Regions from separate parts of the Mus musculus genome. Here region 1 is linked to region 2. Evidence: chromatin loops called from intact Hi-C (ENCODE). Cell type or tissue: left cerebral cortex. All regions are shown on one strand. Links, peaks and the distances in the headings refer to the core of each region. The heading gives the core; the rest is flanking DNA.

Region 1 (5,385 bases), core at 329-5,328, 50 kb after region 2:
ACCGCAATCCTACCTGCCACCTTCTTCTCCTGCCGCCCTCTGCACCATGTTTCTGACACTGTGGACTGAACCTTCTAGCTGTGAACCAAAACCTCCCTCCCTCAAGTTGCAGTGGCCAGGTATTTTTTTTTTTCTCACAGAAAGCCAAGTAATTAGCATAATGCATTAATGTCAAAGTAGCTCATTGTTTAAAATTGCTGCGCATCATCAGAGTCTTTAGCGAGTAGTAATGTTTTTTTCTGGTGGAAGGTTTTGCCTGGATGTTGAAGGCTGCTGACTGGCAAGTTGCTTGCTGAAAGTAGGGTGGATACAGAAATTTCTTCAAATAAGAAGTTAGTAAAGTCTGGAAAATATTAACTCTTCTTTTCACGAACTACTTCTGTAGCCTGTGAGGTTGTTTGGTAGCATTTGTTCGTTGACCCTTCCAAATAACCCAGGCTGGTCTTGAATTGAGAAATAGCTAAGGGTAACTTTGAACCCCTGATTGTCCTGTCCATCTTTCAAGTGCTTGAATTACAGGAGAGTGCCACCACACCCAGATATGTATGTATGTATGTATGTATGTATGTATAATTATACACTATTGTATATATGTACAATGTATTTATACATGGCATACATAAATATAAAATAGATATAAAACTATGTAATTTTAATCACATTAAATTTTTTCAAATTAAGAGCCAATATTGTCAAACCCTATCACTGCTTTCCTAACTAAGGTTATCTAATATTCACATGTGTTATCATTTCAACATAGCTCTCAACATCTTCATCAGGAGTAAACTTTTTTATTTTGTTTTGTTTTATTTTATTTAACTTATTCAGTTTACATCCAGATCGCTGTCCCCACACCCAGTCACCGCCCCCACAGTCTCTTCCCCTCCCCCCAGGAATAAACTTCTTGAGATAAATCTCTTGAGACTATTACCTTTGCTCATCCATAAGAAACAGCTCATCCATTATAGTTTTATCATGAGATTGCCGCAGTCCAGTTCCATTTCCAGGCCTTTTACTTGAGCTGCTATTTCCAATACATCAGTAGTGACTTCCCCCCTGAAAGTTCAACTGCCTCACAGCCAGCTGTGAGGACTTTCCTCATGTTAATAGAATAGATTCACCTTAATATTGATTTTCTTGTCATTGGCTCTTTATTTTAGACCTCATAACTTACTGATTCATTGTGTTAACACTGAAACATCACCAAAATTGATAAGAAGTACAGTTTGTGGCTCTGACACTATTAGTTGGTTTTGACTACAAAATATTAGAAGGCACAGTATACATGGATGTACATACCCCATGAATAAATACAAATGAAATACCCACCGTATTTCTATTCTTCATAAGAGGAATGTGTATTCAGTAGATTTGAGGCCCTTTATTTTCATATTTGTGTAGCATAAGAGTAGCAAAATATAGCAACCCTGTTTTACTCTTATTGTATACATTTTACATGAATAAATACACATAAAATGCATCCATCGCCATCCTCAGCTGGAGTTACAGGCGGTCAGGAGAGGTCTCGTGTGGGGGCTGGGAAACAAGCCAGAGCATACACTCTTACTGACCCCAAACAAACTAAGTCCTGGGAAGTTCAAACTCATCTTCTGCAGCTTCCTCTCTTCTCTCTGCCTTTGTAGAAGTGAAGAGAGGTGGAGTCTTACTGTGGATAGGTCTTGGCTAGGAGACTATTGGACTGGCACCGTTGCATCTACTACTTAGTGGCTTGGTACAAGAGGCCTAGCTTTCAGCCTCTCCTGACTTTTCTACACGCTGTTCTCCCTACGCTTAACGATTTTCAGGTTTTGATTTAAAGCAAGAGGTGCATTCATCAATCTTCTTTTCCCTAGAACACCTTCAGGGTACTGGAGGGAAACTAACTGGTCTGATTTCAATGTTACTATGTCTCAGGGACTGGGAAGGCTGGAGGAGAGGAGGATACCGGGAACAAACAGTCTGAACACAAATGTTTACTGATTTGAGTTGACCGATATGAATAAGGTTCATGACACCCCAAAACAACATAAGATAATAATGAAGAAGTTTGAATTTCTGTGAGAATTAACAAAACGTGACCCAGAGTCACAAAATAAGCCGGTATAAAGACGGCTTGGATGTATTTGTGACACACAGGATTGTCACACACCTTCAACTTGAAGGATCTTCAAATCACAATAAAATAGGTGTAGTACACTAAACTGAGATAGCCTTGGAATTCCTGACCTGAGGACAAATCCTTAGTGAGGGCCTTCCCTGCCTGTCCCCATCTGTCACCCCACATCTAGATGCTCTCTCTACTTAAGTCAGCCTCTCCTGTGTTCAATGGTTTTCTTCCCCTCTGCTCAGGCCAATGAACAGACAAAGGCTATATTAGGGCCAAGGAGGGTACTGAGGCTAAAAGGATGATTAAAAGCTTGCTCCTGTCTTTGAGGTATTTATAGATTGTGGGTTAGACAACTGCATGAATGGGTAATAGTGAACATGCATGATAGATGCCCTGCTTCTCTGCTTCAACAAGTTCTGATATGGAAGGGACAATAAAAACCAGCCCTGAGGGGGAGAGAAGGGTGTACGTTAAACTCTTTTGGCTTCCTCACCTTGTATTACAGATCTGTGCTGGCTAGATTTATGTCGACTTGATACAAATTGTAGTCATCTGAGAGGAGGAAACCTCAGTTGAGTAGATGCCTCTGTAAGATTGGGCTGAGGGCAAGCCCGTGGAGCATTTTCTTAATTGGTGATTGATGCTGGAGGACCCAGCCCATTGTGGGTGGAGCCATCCGTGGGCTGGTGATCCTGGGTTCTGTAAGCAAGCAAGCAAGCAAGCAAGCAAGCAAGCAAGCAAGCAAGCTAGCAAGCAAGCAAGCAAGCAAGCAAGCTGAGCAAGTCATGAGAAACAACCAGTAAGCAGCAGTCCTTCATGGCCTCTCCATCAGCTCCTGCCTCCAGGTTTCTGCCCTGTTTGAGTTCATGTCCTGGCTTCCTAAAGTGTAAGTCCAATAAACCTTTTCCTCCTGAACTATTTGGTCGTGGCGTTTTGTTATAGCAATAGACACTTTAACTAAGAGAGGATCTTTCCAGTAAGAATCCCTGAGTGTAGCGACCCACTTAGGCAGTGTTTCAGTTATAGATTTTCACATCTTGGATGATGTAGGCCACGAGAGCATATGGTATTTACTTAATCTTGAACTAAAGATGGTAGACCAGGTTATATAAAAGTTCTGAAGATGATTCAGTTCCAGCTTCCTGTGAAAAGCACAAGAAATTCTGATACACCGTTACAAAGGCATTTTCTACCGGCCGGGCTCAAAGCCTCAGCTAAAAAACAAAATGCTTAACACCATGCCATAAACTACAGAGAAGACAGTAACATTTACAGAGCATCTGACAGTAATATACTGCAGGTTTGGTTCATGAACAGTCTAATCCAAAAGATCACAGATTTGTTAGGAAGGCTGTCTTAGTTAGGGTTTTACTGCTGTGAACAGACACCAAGACCAAGGCAAGTCTTATAAAGGACAGCATTTAATTGGGGCTGGCTTACAGGTTCAGAGGTTCTGTCCATTATCATCAAGGTGGGAACATGGCAGCATCCAGGGAGGCATGGTACAAAAAGAGCTGAGAGTTCTACATCTTCATCTGAAGGCTGCTAGCAGAATACTCGCTTATAGGCAGCTAGGATGAGGGTCTTAAAGCCCATACCCACAATGACACACCCACTATATCAGGGCCACACCCTCTAATAGTGCCACTCCCTAGGCCCAACATATACAAGCCATCACAGTCACCTTCATTCACATTTGAGAATATATGTGCCAAAGGTCTCTTGTCTTAAAAGGACACCAGAACTGAGGATGACTCTGTTCCAACCAATGGCTTGTGACTGAACAGACTTTTAAAAACATCTGTTTGCTTGTTTGGGAGTGGGGTCATGTGCCAACAGTGAATGTGGCAGTCAGGGGACAATTCTATGGAGTCAATTGTCTCCTTCTACTACTTGGACCCTGAGGTTTGAATTAGGTTCAAACTTGGTGGCAGCTGCTTTTACAGGCTGAACCTTCTCATCAGAAGTGTTTTGATGTGATTCCCAAATGCAAGGCCCTTATACAGAGGAGGCATAGACACACACACACACTCTCATCGACATCTGGTTATTAAAAAGACATTTCCCAGGCTGGTGAGATGGCTCAGTGGGTAAGAACACTGACTGCTCTTCCAAAGGTCCTGAGTTCAAATCCCAGCAACCACATGGTGGCTCACAACCACCTGTAATGAGATCATATAATAAATAATAAATAAATCTTCAGGCCTGAACGACTGGAGCAAGTGTGGCTGACCGGAGGAAGCAGAGGCCCTAAAAATTCAATTCCCAACAACCACATGAAGGCTTACAACCATCTGTACAGCTACAGTGTACTTACATACATAAAATAAATAAATCCTTAAACAAGGTAGGGGGCAGGGCGGTGATAGCTCACACCTTTAGTCCCAGCACTTGGGAGGCAGAGACAGGTGGATTTCTGAGTTCAAGGCTAACCTGGTCTACAAAGTGAGTTCTAGGACATCCAGGGATATACAGAGAAACCCTGTCTCAAAAAAAACAAAAAAAGAAAAAAGAAAAATATGCAGAGAAAAAGGACATTTACACTCAAGACTCTTGTTGTGAGAGGTTCTTACTCTCACTTGTGGGAAAGTGGGAAGATTAAAAAACACTTCTTTTCAGTTCTAGGAATGTCTTGCACAGCGTGGTGACTGGAATTAGTAATAATGTACCATACACTGCAGAATGGATTTTTTTGAGACAGTTCTCACTACAATTTCTTTTTTAAAAAAGAATGTTTGGTAATGAAAATGCTAACAGCTTATTGAATCAATTCACATACATCAAAACATCACTCCCTGCTTTGTAAATATTCACAATTTTCATTTGTCAGTTATACCCTCACAAATATGGGGGCAATCCCAAGAGAGTGTAATGCTTTAGCATTTTATTATCAACAGAAATAAAGTTTCAAAGTAGAAGCAAAATAGAAATGTATTTCTCCCTTCCTATTGTCACTACACAAATGAAAAATGTCTCTTAAATTGCTGCAAAAGGGTGTATGAGGAGGAACCAAGCCTTGATGGGAGGAGTTTTAAATACAATGATCTTCGCCTTCACCCTATTCGTAGATAGATGTCACTGATGCAAGTGTAACAGAAAATGAAAACTTGAGAAAGTCTTTCTAAGTGTCTGAACACATACGTCAGATACCTCCACATGATTAATTAGAGGAAGCCCAGGAACTCAACACTACAGGCTAAACATAATGTTACCCCTCTCAAATGTAGACCCTGGCTGTGTTTTCCGTACATAGTATCCCATACCTGGGTTTGGCTAAT
Region 2 (5,385 bases), core at 328-5,327:
TAAGCATTCTCAATAACAGCTTCAAATGCTGTGGTGATTTAAATAGGCGTGGCACCCATAGATTCATGTGTTTGAAGGCTTGGGCCACAGGTATGGCCTTGTTGGAATAGGTGTGGTTTTGTGAGAGAAAGTGTATCATTGTGGGGGCAGGGCTTTGAGGTCTCCTATGCTCCAGCTCTGCCCAGTGTGGAATTCTAATCTCCTCCTGACTGCTCAAGATCAAGACGTAGAACTCTCAGCTCCTCCAGCAGCATGTCTGCCTGCATGCTGCCATGCTTCCCGTCATGGCGATAATGACCTAAACCTCTCAAACTGTTAAGCCAGCCCCAACTAAATGTTTGTCTTTATAAGAGTTGCCTTGGGGGCTGGAGAGATGGCTCAGAGGTTAAAAGCACTGGCTACTCTTCTAGAGATCCTGAGTTCAATTCCTAGCAACCACATGACAGCTGATAACCACCTATAATGAGGTCTAGTGCCCTCTTCTGGCCAGCACACATGTGTGCAGGCAGACGGCTATATACATAATAAATAAATCTTTGTTGGGCAGTGGTGGTGCATGCCTTTAATCTCAGCACTTGGGAGGCAGAGGCAGGCAAATTTCTGAGTTTGCGGCCAGCCTGGTCTACAGAGTGAGTTCCAGGACAGCCATGGCTATACAGAGAAACCCTGTCGCGAAAATAAATAAATAAATAAATAAATAGGAGATGCCTTGGTCATGGTGTCTCTTCACAGCAATGGAAACTTTTAACTAAGACAAACACAAATAGCCTCAAGTCACCCGAGACGCTAACTGCATTTAAAAACTATCTCTATCTGTTGTCTCTGAGAGTCACATTTTATTAGTAAAGACATACACAGCTTGAGAATCAAAGGATGAAAACAATCCAGCAAGTGAATGGAAGTTAAAAAGAACCTGGCATAGGTATTTTAACATCTAATAAAGTTGTTCTCAAACCAAAATCAGTCAAAAGATATAATGAATGCCACTGCATACTAATAAAGAGATCAACCCACCTAAAAGACTAAACAACTGGATGTGCACCAAATGCTGGAACACCCAATTTAATAAAGCAAAGACCAATAGATATAAAAGGTCTGACAGGTCATGCTAAAATAATAGATGACTTTAATACTCCAAATAAAAGTCATAAAAGAAGCTTCATAGCTATATACTATATCATAGACCAAACATACTTAACAGATATATCTGAAAACATATATGTGTGTATATGTGTATGCATATATGTATATGTGTGTATGTATACATTTATATACACACAGTATATATATATATATATGCATATTATATATATAGAGAGAGAGTCCATCCATCAAACACATATACACATACACACACACATACATACAGTCCATCCATCAAACAGATATAAAATACATACTCTCTAAGCATCCTATAGAATATTCTGTAAAACAGACTGCATTCTATATCACAAAGCAAGTATTAACAAGCACAAAAGAATCAAAGTTATTTTTTCTATCTTATCAGATCACAGTGGTCTAATACTAGAAATCAATTGAGAAACTATAGAAATTACCTGAATATTTGGAGATGGAATAATACTTTGTTGAATGACAATGGTTCAATTAAGAAATCTGGAAGAAAGCTTTAAAGAAAATCCTAGAAACACATGAAAATGAGAAGTACAACATACCAGGACCTCTGAGATTTGGCTAAAGTAATTCTAAGAATAAAGTTAATGACTAAGAATGCTTGTGTTTAAAAGGAAAAAAATTAGAGTGATCTCAAATAAATAGCCTAATGATGCACCTCGAAGGCCTCTGCTCCATCCATTTCTTTGGGGCACAGGACAAAGCCTGGTTAGGCAGCCACACAAGCCATGGAGAAGTAGGAAGGCAGCCAGTCTTCACTGGCTTCCCCAGGCTGAGTAGCTACTCTGGGCAGCCCACTCCAGACTCACATCACGTAAGTAAATCACCCACCTTCCCCACTGAAGCCCAAGAAGCTGCATCCCTCTGCCATGAGCTGAACCCAGGCTTGTTTCTCTCCCATACTGACTTTGAAAAGCACCTCTTTGAAGTCTTGGTGAATGACTGTGGGGAGAAATATGAAACTGGGAGGAGGAAGAAAACACTGAAGGAAATAAGTATCACCAACAGAACATTGCATAATATTTACAGGTTGGATTATTTTGAGAAATTACTTGGAAATTAGACAGATTTGCTACATTTTTTTCCCTGCAAGTTCCCATCTTTTTTAAATGAAATCATTGATCATGTTTTCTCCTCTTGTCGTTATTTTCTTCTCGAAGATCATCTAATAGGTAGCTTTTGAATAATCTTCCAGTAGACTTTTTCTAGTTAATTTTAGTTAGCATTTCTTACTCCAAAATTAAACTCTACTATGACATCTAGAATCTTCCAGACAGTGTTGGGTTTGAAACATTATGTAGTGTGTTCTTAGAGTTGGAAAAGAAAAGAAATTTTAAGACACTCTACAGAGCCTGAGCCAGTCTCAAACTCACCACCCCACACACACTCCATACCCACACCCACACCCACAACCTCCCAAGTACTAACATTATGGACATGTGGCACCACACCTGGCTAAGTCAAAAATCTTCTTCACTCTTAAATCATAGCTGTGGCATAGAGAAGTCTTTATGCAACTTCTAAGGCATATAATTGGAATAGCCGTTCTGAAAATGCTAAAGGGATCAACTTGTTCTTTCAGATGCTGGGAGTGTCCTGGTTAGCACAGCTACAGCGTTAATCTTTCAGTCAGAGCAGAAGCAGAAGTATGTAAGTCGGGCTTAATATTTTTAGCACTTCTCGGATAGTTTAACTTGAGTGAACTCCCTTGAAATGTTGATGTGTCAAACTGCCATCTGCTACAGCTACAGCTACGCTCACATTCAGACATCCAAGGAAGAAGCAATTCTCTCCTTGCTTAACTATCCTGTAATTAAGTCTGCATTAGTTGGTGACTTAGTGGAACAAGTGTTTTGTTTACCACCAACCGTCAACACCCATCACCTTTGATTGTGAGGGTTTCATATTTAACTCAGTCACTGGGGGAAAATATTCTAAAATAAACTTATTAAATGAAAAGCCAAACTTACCAAAAAAAAAAAAAAAAGAAGAAAGAAAAACAAAACTTGCTTGGCATTTACTCAAGATCTGCGAACTCATAAATAACTAAGAGATGAAGTTTAGGACCGATGAATTGCTGCCGAGCATGGGAAATTTATGTTCTAGGGAGTCTCTGGCTCACAGATACGTAAATTGTATGCATCTCTTAAATACAAATGACTGTGCCAGCCAGTTGCCCCCACCTATGTACCGACCCAAGCTACCCCTCCTGCTCTGCTGTCATGATTATGTATCTTTCCCCCCTGATTTCTCTCCTTCTCTTCCCCAGCTACCATCTTGGATTAATTAGCAATGAATCTACAGGGCAGTAATGAAGGGAAGTGTGATAGAAGACAACCCAAGTCCTTCCTGTCCCCAGTGCACCTGTCCTTTCAAACATTCCGCATTGCCCACGTTCCAGCTGGGTGAGCCACCTTATCGTGGCATATAAAGTCCTCCAAGACTGGGTTTTGGCACCTTCTCTATTACCTTGTTTTAAACATTGGCTAGTTTGCAGGGAGAACTCCTACCCCCTTTGTCTTGAGCATCACGCTCCTTTTGTACTCTTTCCCAATTTAACATCTTCCGTTGTACAGATTGAGCAACCTCAGGGGGAAAAATGTCATTCCTCCGTATCTTCAGTGCCTAAGTTCTTCCAAAGTGTCTGGGCACTAAACTGACTTTTTAAAAACAGTGCTGACCCCCTACAAAGAAATCTGATAGTATTATTAATAAATGGCTGGGACGCTTTTCACATGCTTCATCCTGCTCAAGCCTGCTCTTCACTCTCCATGCTCCAAGAGCTACTGACATGATAAGGAAAGAGCCTGGAATCCATTACGTTTCTCTAAATGAAGCTGCCTAGGTCGTTCTGTCTTCCTGTCATGCTGAGATGCAGTTATCAGCTAGGAGAACATTTGTCTCTAAGTAGAAAAGAGATGTCAGGTGCCACTGGAGTGTCCCATGTTTTTGTTAAATAGACTGAGCACCTTATACGCAAAGAGAAGACTAGGTTATGGAGCCAGCCTTTACATATTCTACTACAAATAGCTATAGCTACTGTCCCCTTTCACTCTTGTAATTATGTTCTGAGGTCTTGGTGTTGTCCCTAAGAGCTCAGAGCACAACTTCTCTCCCCCATTAATGACTATACAGTATAATGCTACCAACCAGAGTTAAACATAACTGTGACTGGCCAGGCATAGTGATACATGCCCATAACCTCAACTACTTGGGAGACTGAAGCAGTGGGACAAGTTCAAGACCAACCTGGGCTAAACCATGAGACCCTCAAAACAAACCCCGCAGAAAGTGTAAACACAGAATAGGCACCTGCAGAAATGTGTACATCCTTAGCAAAAATACTAAAATTGGTGATTAGGCCCCAATAATATACAGCTGCATGTCAGTGTAACATGTACTGAAGAACAATAGCCTAAGTTAGGAGCAAACTTGGGTGAAAATAAACAGTGTTTCTTCTATGCTTTATCTTTATTGAGAAAATGTGAAAAATCATTTAATGGGTGTCTTGAACAAGCTGTATGTATGTTCTAATGCCTATTAGAACCAATACATACCACAGGTTTAGAGATGGCTTCAAAGGATTTTTTCTTTTTAGTCCCTGATGAGTGCTTGTGTCAGGCCCTGAGGAGAGCAGAAGAAAGGAGGGGAGTTAAAAAGAAAGTCAGCTCAGAAACAGTGCAGCAGTAAACAAGGAGAAGTTAAAGGGCTTTTCAAAGTCAATGAGGGATGACTCTACAGCTAAAAGAAGCTCAAGAACCAGTCCTTCTCAGAAATCTGAGCTGGCAGGTTTGATGCCCCCACAACACCCCCAAATCCTAGACCATCAACCCCCGCGAAATAAAAGCCCAAGACTGCGCTCCTGAGCTGAGAATCTGACTCCAGCTGACCTTGGCAGGCTCAGAAATGTGGCAATCCCTTGCTTAGTCTACTTTGCTTGCTCTTACAGAAGACTCAAGACTAGGTAGCTTTAAGGAATAGAAGTTATCTAACACATAGCCCTGGAGGCTGTGAAGTCTAATCCTGAGGGTTTACATCTGGCAAAAAGCCTTTTTGCTAGGCAGTAACATGTCAGAAGATTATCACACAGAGAGTTGAAGTTAGGTTTATAGGAAACCCTCTTGCAATAAGTAGCCTTCTCCACAGCACTGAGAACAGCATAAATCCACTTCTGAAGGGAGACCTCTCAGGACCTAACATCTATTAAAGGTCCCACGTCTCAGCCCTGCTGCATTGGAGATTAAGTTCCAGCAC

Evidence for each region. A loop is a pair of places that touch in the nucleus more often than their neighbours do. Peaks named below come from ENCODE experiments on the same cell type or tissue, not always from the same donor. Only the 100,000 strongest peaks of a DNase experiment are listed, where the experiment ranks them.
Region 1: it touches region 2 in a loop (5-fold over the local background); 4 of 42 quality-filtered maps call a loop at or near these places.

The regions. Positions count from the first base shown.
Region 1 is chr1:64,511,189-64,516,573 of GRCm38, forward strand. No RefSeq gene overlaps it. Among named protein-coding and RNA genes, the nearest start is that of Gm36148, 2.9 kb to the right of the region's middle. In left cerebral cortex, for the core only: no CTCF peak of the experiment used is centred there; a DNase peak (open chromatin) is centred at 3,190; H3K27ac peaks cover 2,036 bases.
Region 2 is chr1:64,461,342-64,466,726 of GRCm38, forward strand. No RefSeq gene overlaps it. Among named protein-coding and RNA genes, the nearest start is that of Gm36148, 53 kb to the right of the region's middle. In left cerebral cortex, for the core only: a CTCF peak has its summit at 479 (motif pointing left); a DNase peak (open chromatin) is centred at 2,691; H3K27ac peaks cover 300 bases.